2 separate regions of the Mus musculus genome follow, and region 1 is linked to region 2. Evidence: chromatin loops called from intact Hi-C (ENCODE). Cell type or tissue: left cerebral cortex. All regions are shown on one strand.

Evidence for each region. Hi-C counts contacts between places; a loop is a spot of excess contacts. Peaks named below come from ENCODE experiments on the same cell type or tissue, not always from the same donor. Only the 100,000 strongest peaks of a DNase experiment are listed, where the experiment ranks them.
Region 1: it touches region 2 in a loop (2.7-fold over the local background); 5 of 42 quality-filtered maps call a loop at or near these places.

Annotation. Positions count from the first base shown.
Region 1 is chr7:74,351,824-74,356,823 of GRCm38, forward strand. All of the region lies in intron 3 of Slco3a1 (solute carrier organic anion transporter family, member 3a1), which reads right to left. Among named protein-coding and RNA genes, the nearest start is that of Slco3a1, 200 kb to the right of the region's middle. In left cerebral cortex, a CTCF peak has its summit at 2,873 (motif pointing left); a DNase peak (open chromatin) is centred at 2,881.
Region 2 is chr7:73,727,271-73,732,270 of GRCm38, forward strand. No RefSeq gene overlaps it. Among named protein-coding and RNA genes, the nearest start is that of Fam174b, 11 kb to the right of the region's middle. In left cerebral cortex, a CTCF peak has its summit at 2,718; DNase peaks (open chromatin) are centred at 2,562 and 3,475; H3K27ac peaks cover 547 bases.

The DNA.
Region 1 (5,000 bases), 620 kb after region 2:
ACCCTAAGCCACAGATTAGGGGATATGTTTGTTACTGTAGCATGGTCAAGCCTACCCCAACTAGTATGAATGTCTTGGGGGAACAGACATTTGTAGCGACAGCAGTCCTGGAGAAACCTAGACAGAAAAAAGTACTGTTTCAGGTTGGAATGGGGCAGCAAAGCTTGAGAATCTATTTTTCTATCTGGTTCTAGTTCCTGTATTGACTTTTCAAGCTTGTTTTCAGTCTGTTTGAAGGTGGCTGCTTGTGAGATGTCCAGAGCAAAACTGAAAAGCACCAATCACTCTCGTTTACTCAGACACATCAATATACCGATGACATAAGAGTGGGATGGTGACTCAGGCCGAGGAGAAGCAGGTTGACAGAGAAAGGGCTCAGCAGCCACTTGCTTACCCTTGGATACTCTAGGCGCTTAGGGAAAAAGGATTTTCATTTTCAAGGGGGTTCTGTCAGTCAAAAGGGAGAGACTTTGAAAGAAATGAAACCGTACCACAATCTTCCATCTGTGCCTGTGTGGGATATGTCTGTCAGGAGATGGGACAGAGCTGAGATTGTCTTTGCAAGTGTCTCAGACATGTATAGACTCTCCCTCCTTAGAAGACCCATTTCTTTATTTGTGTGTGCACGCATGTTTTATGTGTGTTTTTTTTTTTTTTTTTTGGCATGGGCACAAGGGTGTGTCCATGCCCCCTTGGAGTTCAGAGCATGATAACCACATATATTCTTCTGTTGTCTTCTGTACTTTATTGCCTTGAGACAGGGCCTCACACTGACCTGGAAGCTTGCCGCTTTGGCTGGGCTGGCTGGCTATCATGCTCTGGGGATCTGTCTGTCTGTCACTGCCCTCCAATACTGGGGCTTTAAGCATTGTGTAGCTTTGCCTGGCTTTTACACACGGGTGCTGGGGATTCAAACTCAAGATCTTCAGCTCACATAGAAAGTCTTCTACCCACTTAGCCATCTCTCCTAACCCAGCAAGTGGCTTAGGCCTACTTGTGTCCTGTTTTGGCATCTAGACTCTGGATTGCTTTTATTGTTTTTTAGTTCTGTTGTACAAAGGAAGCAAGATGCTAACAGTTGTTTGTCACCTCTGAAAAGAGCAAGTGACTACAAGGAGCCTATCAGGGCTCTGTCCCCATTTCTAAGGTAAAAAAGAAGAAAATCAGATGAAGCAGGCTGAAGCCAGCACACATCTCATTAACAGGCCTACCCACGAGACTGTGAGAACTCTGGCTCAAAGCAAATTGGGGACAGTCCCTTCTTTCTCTTGGGCCATATACTAAAGGCCATTATGGCTCTCCGGGTATTTTTAAGTTCATGTACCTATTTGCTTAAAGTATATCAGACTTTTGCTATGGGACTCGGGAATTTCAAGAGTATCATTAAGTGACAAACCTAATTAGAAAGTGGAGGTGGTGAGGGTGTGGGGCATTCCATATCCCAGCCATCCAGCTAATGAGTCCACCAAACTGAAGGAAGCTGGCTGCGGCGCTAGTCCTCTCAAAAAGCAGAGGAGGAAGCCTAGCTGGTGACCTTTTCCCATAAGCACATGGGCTATAGCATCTTGTTGCAGCTACCAATGCCATGCAGCTGTCTGCAGGGCCAGCTGGTGTGCGCGTGACTCTGGAATGGTGTCCACATGTGTGCTGGTGACGTTCAAACAACTAGGAAAAGATCCATGGGAGGGAGTAAACTTGATTAAGTACAGGTTTCAGTGAGGCAAGTTGCTAGGCTGAGAGAAAGAGTTGAGAATCAGGGCTGAAAGCATGCTGGATCCCTTGGTAACTGCAGACGCTAGTAGACTTCACAGATGCGCCATAGTATCTAACCTTTATAGCACGCTTCCTATATTCAAGACATTGTCTGGGTTGAATGTGTGGTTTTCTTGCATTAGCCACACACAGTCTCAAGGAGGAATGGCTGCCCCAGGATCACAGAGCTCACGGGAGTATGATCTGGATTCACAGGATTCTAGACTCTCAGGGCACACAATGCCTTATCAAATAGAAGCTACACTTCCCGACAAGGTCCCAAGTTCCCAACAAGACAGCACAGGCACACCTTTAATAACTGTTTAACCGTGGCAGCTGCTGTTCCTAAATCTCCCTGCAATAAACCCACACGGCTAATGCTGGTCGATTCAGTGCTTGGGGGCACACCCTGAAACCGAGCCCCGTCGTCAAGGTTCTGTGTTCACGGTCAAACTTTAGTTTCAACAAGACATTCTGAAGAGAGATCTCTGCAAGTCTCATCCCTTCTTCCCCAGCCCTCACAGGATGGAGCAGTGGAGCCACACAGAATCAAACCCAGATGAAAGGCCAGCCACCGAGTCCCATGCCTAAGCCTGACCAGATGAGCCTCTGCTGCCCACCTCCACCCCCTCTTGGGGCTCTTCTGCCACTCTGCTGGCTCATTCCTGCAAGTAACCTGCTCTCCTGCTCCCACAGCTGCACTGACTCCCAGGCCCCAGGCAAGCCTCCTTTCTCTTGGCGCTGTTGCTTCCTTAGCAACCTCCGTGTCAGGGGAAAGTACACTTTCCTTCCATTTGTCCCACAGTACGGGCCTTCCATAGACACCTTTGCCACCTCCACATAAATTCCAGGGAAGGCAGGGATTGCTTTCCCTGCATGCTCCCCAACCCCAGATTCCAGAGATGCATGTGGCTCTAGGCATACAGGCATTCATGTAGAGTATAACATTTGTATATGGTGGGCAGCCCTAAAGAAGAGCTATCCTTAGGACCCTTAAAGGACATAGAAATCCTGCCTCAAAATACAGCCAAATGCACCAGACACGACAAGGTTCTGCCACAAGGGCAGAAACAATGAAAATTGCTTGGAAAGGAGATTTTCCTGGTTGAGTCCCTAACTAGTGGTGCTCTTCTGCCCTCTAGTGATGATAATCAGCACTGACTTTCATGTACCTTCAAGAAGCTGTGGGACTCACAGACATCCTCTCTTAGCAAAGGTTCTCTGGTCACCTTGTGCTCAGGAAGGCTGCCATCAGTAAGACATGGAGACAGTAAGGAAAAGTGTCCATCTGAGGTGTACACAGAGGCATTAATGCCAATCAAGGGTGGAGGAGGTCGCTTAACTTCTCACAGGGCTTAGGGGACAAGAAGAGATGATGACAACTCGAAGGGGTCCTTAGTGCTGTCATCCTCTTGGCAAGCTGAGGGCCTGTAGGTGATAGGTTAAGTGCTCCCAGCTGCCATTCTATCCATGGCTTCTGCAGGCACTGAGAGAGGAGGCTCTTTCATGAAGTCTGGGAGAGGGGATCATGAGTGGGAAAAATCTGCCACATGGCACAGGAGACTTGGTTTGTATACAAATGCGCCTCCACTGGTCGGGTCAGACCCCTCCCCTTCCGGATCTGAGATCCAGATCCCTCCCCTTCCGTACCTGAGTCTCCTCCCCTTCCGTACCTGAGATTCAGGATCCTCACTAATTTGATGAAAGATCTGAAAGTGCGTGCTGCCCAAGGTTCTTTCTGGCTCAGACATTCTGGCCACCCCCTAGGCCTCACTTTGATGGGTCACTCCTGATAACACAAATGGCCAATACAAAACATATCACACATCGCTTTCCAAGGCAGCTTTCCCAAGGAGCTTCCAGTCTCCTCCAGCCCCTGGCTGCCCCTGGAGAGTGCTGCCTTTGGCACACCAGTTGGAGCTAGCTTTTCTGTCTGCAGGAGATGGCAGCTGACTTTTTATTGAGCGTCCCTTAGCAGCCCATCCTTGCTTGCTAGAGTGGACTTCAAAGGGCCAGGCAGCTGGAAGACAGGGGCATTTCATCCCTTCCTGTCCAGGCCTAGCACTTGGCAGGAACAAATAAGGCTGCGTCTGATTTTATTTTCTACTTGGAAATTTGTAACATCATTAGAGACAAGTAAATATATCAGTGGGATTAATGGACTGAATCAGAGAGCAACTTGATTGGATTTAAGACCACATTATTTCTTTGGGGTGAATTAGTAAATTTAGCACTGTCAAGAGATGATGGATTGGGAACCCAGGGACTGAGAGTTCTTATTGATCCGGAGAACAGATCAGCCCAAGAAGCAGCATCAGCTCTCCCCTCCCCCATCTGCCTGCAGGGAGAGGAGAGGAAGGGAATGGGGCTTTGTTACTGATGAAACTATGTAGAAATCCCGTGTTCTCTTTCAGACAGTGGCCACAATAGTTGTAAGCATAAGGCTGTTAACAGATCTCAGCTGATGCCCTTATGATGTTCCATAGACCCAAAGAGGCCTTTCTGGAGTGGGTGTGGCATTTTTGTAGGAGGTCTGTCACTGGGCTTTGAGGTCTGAGAAAATTAAGCCAGGCCGAGTGGCTCAGTGACTTCCTTCTGTCTGTGGATCCAGAGGAGAGCTCTCAGCTACCTCTCCAGCACCATGTCTGCCTGCATACTGCCATGCTTCCTGCCATGACAATGATGGACTAAATCTCTGAACTGTAAGCCAGCCCTAATGAAATATTTTCCTTTATAAGAGTTGCCATGGTCATGTTAACTCTTTACAGGAACAGAAACCCTAACTAAGACACCCCCAAATCCTTGCCTCCACCTGGAATTCATATTCTTATATCTAGCTTAACCATGGCTCTGTGTAACTGGCTCTTTTCCAGGAAAGAATGACACAGACATTACATGCTGTCAGGAGGATTGGTGACAGACTCTTGTAGAGAGGACCAGGAGGGTCAGCCTGGCCACCACTGCATGGACTCTGAGGTGGATCCTTTCCTTTTCGGTCTGCAGACTTGGTTACACCCCACTAAAGCTGCTCCTGAGTCCTAGACCCACTTCAGAACCGTGAGACAACAGCCAGGTGTGGTGGCACACACCTTTAATTCCAGCACGTGGGAGACAGAGGCATATCTCAGTGAGTTCGAAGCCAGCCTGGTCCACAGAGTTCCGGGACAGCCAAAAACCAAAAGAAAAAAAGAAAAAAAAAAGTTAGCTATGAGACGAGGTGTTTCCTTCATGGGTAACTTTACATACGA
Region 2 (5,000 bases):
AGTTCTTCAGGAAGATGGGAATTGATCTACATCAAGATCCAGCTATACCACTCTTAGACATACACCCAAAGGATGCTTCATCCTATTACAGAGACACCTGCTTAACCATGTTCACTGCTGATCTGTTCATAATAGGCAGAAGTTGGAAACAACCCAGATGTCTGTCAACAGAAGAACATGTAAAAAGAAAATGTGGCGTATTTACATAATGGAATATTACTCAGACATTAAAAAAAGAAATAATGAAATCCACAGCGAAATGAATGGGATTAGAAAAAAGTCACCCTGAGCAAGCTAACCCAGATCCAGAAAGACAAATATGATATCTACTTGCTTATATGTGGATATTATCTGTTAAGTCATTGATAAGCAAGCTACAATTGGTAGAACCACGGAGGTTAGGTATAGATTAAGGGACTAGTGGGGAGGCAGAGATCTCCCTAGGAAGGGGGAATAGGATAGTTAGGGTTGGATGGAGGTAGGAGGAGGGACTGGAATGGCCAGATCAAACAAGGAGGGGGATGCAAAAGGGGGATGGGAGAGGGAGTATGAAAAAAGACAGCTAAAATTAAGGACCATTTGAAGGGTAGTATGGAAGCCTAATACTGTAGAAGCTTTCTAAAATATATACATATATGAAGGTCATCTAAATGAAATCGCCAAATAACAGGAGAGACAGAGGCCCCACTGGGTATCTTTTTTTCACCAAACGAATCTTCTAGTACCAGGAATGGGATACAACTAATTGAGTTGTTATCCAAAGGGGTCCCATGGGAACCTCCACGCGGCCAGGCTGTTGGCAAGGCTCTCCACAAACTGACAGCCAGGCCCTATTGCTAAAGACCACCCACACAACTCACTGAACATGGGGAAGTCGAGCCGCTACCTGCCTAGATCCCTCAGCCCTATGGACTAGTGTTCTTGGTATTGGAAGGTACTCTGCACAGGAATAAAGGAGAGAAGTAAACAGTAACTCAGCTACCAACTCGTCAGTCTACAAGGGTGTCCTGGCTCAATAGACACAAGTGCAAAGCTTGTAGGAGAAGCCAACCAATATCTGATTTAAGACCCATTTCATAAGATGGAACGGGTATGTGATGCTGCTTGTGTGATCAAGACCCTGAGCTGACAAAGCCAAAGGACCCGCAGGAACACCAAATACTACTCTTCTGCTAAAGGAACATTGCAGTAAAATGACTCCTAATGACATTCTTCTACACTGCAGATCAGTGCCTTACTCAGCCATCACGGGAGATGCTTCCTCCTGAGCAAATGAGAAAAAACACAGAGAGCCATCTCTTCAGCCCCTCATATCTGTTTTCAATACAAGAAAAAAAAATCCTACAAAAATGTGATAGCTATTCTTGCTTACCAAGCGAAATACACCTGGAATGAACTAAACCCAGAAAGTGTGTGTGTGTGTGTGTGGGTGGGGGGGGGCACACCTGTGAGAGATTTTTTTCTTTTTTGGCTTGGTTTGAAGTGGGTGGATTCACTTCTAGTCTGGACCTTTGAGGTTAGGAAGACACATATGTACCTTGGATCCAGATCTTGGGGGCAGGAAGACACACACCCTTTAGTCTAGATCTTGAGGTGGGAAGACACACCTTTGTCTGGCTCACACCTTCTACTGGAAGTCCATATAAGGACATGGAAGAAGCCGGCTTTTTCTTATTTTCCTGCGTGCCCTAGTCTTGCTAGCACATCCATTCCTTTGCTTGCATTACAGCCCATGACTTTGGCATCCAGTGTTTACTGATGACCACCTGAGACATCCAGCTTCGTGGACTGAACAGTTTCTGGATCCTTGGACTTTCTGTTCATAGTCAGCCACTGTTGACTTAGTTGGACTGTAGCCTGTAGGTCACCCTAATACATCCTCTTTCCATAGATACAGAAAGATTCATTCCATAAATTCTGCTATGTTAGAGAACCCTGACTAATACAAGTGGAAAAAAAATGAAAGAAAGAAATATTCCTCCTTCTTCCAGGAGGGAGAAAATAGGCTCATAAGACCCAGAAGGGTCACAAAATACGACTGACTTGATTTCCTGCTCAGATTTCTCTTGATGATGTAGGACCTGGAAATCTAAGATGACATAAACCCTTTCTTCTCCAAGTGGCTCCTGGTCAGGATGTCTTATAGAACATGGCTCAACACTCAGCATAAATAGAGAAAAAAACCAACAAACAAAAACCCCTCTGAATCAGACATCCATAATTATCTCCTCCACAGCTCACAGAATTTCACAGAAGGTTGTGTGGAAAGACTAGAAGAGCCAGAAGAAAGGGAGACGTGCCGTGTAGCTGTGTCCTCTGAGGCGAAATAGTTCCTCTTCAAGGAGGAAGGCTCAGAAACCTTAGGCAGCTCATGAAACTTAGAAGACACAGAAAGCCCGGGTTACAAGATTCTCAGAGTTATAAAAGCAAGAAGCAGCCTCTGGGAGAGGAAACTCTTCTCTGAAGCTGCTCGCAGATTGGACTGGGACTGCCAAGGACACAGCTTTTCTGAGTTATTGCCCACGCTGCCTTTACATTACCTGTGCTCCAATAAACTGCCAGGCTCCAGAAGTACGATGATGATATCAATTATCAACTTGATAGGGCCTAGAATCACCCAGGGAGCAAGCTTCTAAACACATCCACGAGGAGTTTCCAGACAGGATTAAATGAAGTGAGAACACCGATCCTAAATGTAGGTGGCACCATTCCACGGCTTTGGCCCTGAGACTGAATGAAAAAGGAGAAATCATGCAGACCACCACTGTTCACTTCTGTTTTCTGACTCGATACAGTGTAGCCAGCTGCCTCAGCCTCCTACCCACCACGCCTTCCCCAATACAAAGAAAGGGTAGCTCTGGGCTGTGAGCCAAAAGAAATTCCCCCTCCCTTAAGCTGTTTCCGTCAGACATCTAGTCACTGTGATTTAAAAGTAATCAGCTGGTGCTGAGATTTGGCATCAGAGGTCAGAGGGGCTCCAGACGGCAGTACAGCTGGAAGATCAAGCTCTGAGAGCCAGGAGTCAGCAGTGGGGATTGTTGGAACCAGCCTACCGCCATGATTCGATGATCTAAGTGTTGGTGTAGCAGTAACTAAGAGAGATATATGAAATCCCAGCTAGATGGGGACAGATATGAAAAGCCTCAAGTGTAGCTGAGGGTGCTAACAGGCTTCGGTCCGAGACAAAGATCAAAGATCTGATTGTCTTATCAATAGCTGATGCTCTGCTATAGAAGTGGGTTGTGAGAGTGTGAGGAACAGCACGGGAGGAGATCATGGCACCAGCTCTGTGTACAAAGGTGATTGGAATGTCACCGCAGCAACCAGGCTCAGACTGTCCTGCAGAGCTCTGTTGACAGCTGAGTAAATACCTCATTCCTTACCACCTCGGAGTTGGAAAGGGAAGACCAGCTGGTCTGACAGCAAGCTCGGCTTTCTGGCTCTCTCCCTCCAGGTTTGAGAACTCTTTCCAGACCGGTCCCTTTTTATACCGCATTTGCATGCACACACGTTCAGTAATTAGAATCCACATGGCTCTGTGCAGCAGGGTGTGAAGGCTTTGCACAATGAGACTCCTTAGGTATATACCTCATCAAAGGAGGATGAGAAGGCTGGTGGGAGTCAGACTCCTGAGCTTCTTCCATGCAAGGAGCTTACAGGAGCCTTCATTACTGCGGCCTCCAAGGTTGCTCAACTTGTAACCTGTGATGGTTTATATATGCCTGGCCCAGGGAATGGCATTATTAGAAGGGGTAGCCCTTTGAGTGGGTGTGGCATTGCGGGTGTGGGTTTTAAGAAACTCATTCTAGCTGCCTGGAAGCCAGTATTCTGCTAGCAGCCTCCAGATACATGCCTACCTGGATGCTGCCATGCTCTCACCTTGATGATAATGAACTGAACCTCTGAACCGGTAAGCCAGCCCCAATTAAATGTTCTCCTTATAAGAGTTGCATAGGTCATGGTGTCTGTTCACAGCAGGAAAACCCTAAGACACAACCAAAGGCAGGGGACTCATTCCTGCCTTCACCTCCTCCAAGACTCTACGTTCCTGTTACAGATGGGAATCCATTTCTATGACTATTTCTTATTCTTCATGATCCACAGTCTTTAGAACTCATGCCTCCAGCCTTTGAGACCTGTTGCTCTAGAGGTTTATAGGAATTGTTAACACTTAATGCCCCAAATACTTGTTGGCAAGCTCTCAGCTAGCATCCTGTTACTACTAAGTTCAAATTTCTCACTGTTCTATTTGGCACTCCTGTGTGTGGTGACTTGCTCTCCCATTTAAACTGTTAATCCAAAGTTTAATAAGGTTCTCCTTGTTATTTGCTCTTTATTGTCTGTTTACTTCGTTCTCAGAGAAAGCAAGACAAGAACTCTTGGTAGAGACAGTAAACCCACTGTCTTGTTGATGACCGAGAATCACTTTCACTGGTGTGACTAAGCCTGACTATGTGGCTCTTGGGCCTTTGGAACTGGTTTATGGGAGGATTTTGGAAAAGTCTGGAGTTGTGACTCTGATGGAAGTTCAGAAGACCAGAAAAGAAAAGCAGACAGTGGAGGCCGTGTCTGTGAGATTCTAAAAAAGCAGACAGTGGAGGCCGTGTCTGTGAGATTCTAACTGGAAATGCCGACTCTCTTGGGAACTAGACTCCATGATATTTATATCACATTCTGATAAGGATTCTATCACATTTTGCTCATGTTCCGAGTGAGGGGGAAATCAGAAGCAATAGAATAGTCACATTGTAGAGCTACATCAGCAGTAAAATCACTAAGTTGGTGGAGGGGATTTCCAGATGACAATATTCTGGGTGTAGTACGGTTGTTGCTGGCTGCTTTGAGGAAGGCTTACAGTGAGTATCAGGAAAAAGCAGTGTGGAAGGATTCAAACCCTTGCAGTTTTCAGGGACATAAGTGGAGTCAATGGAGATGTACTGATGGAGCAATGAGGATATTAAAGGGTTAGTGTACTAAAGAAACACTGCCAATTCAAGCTC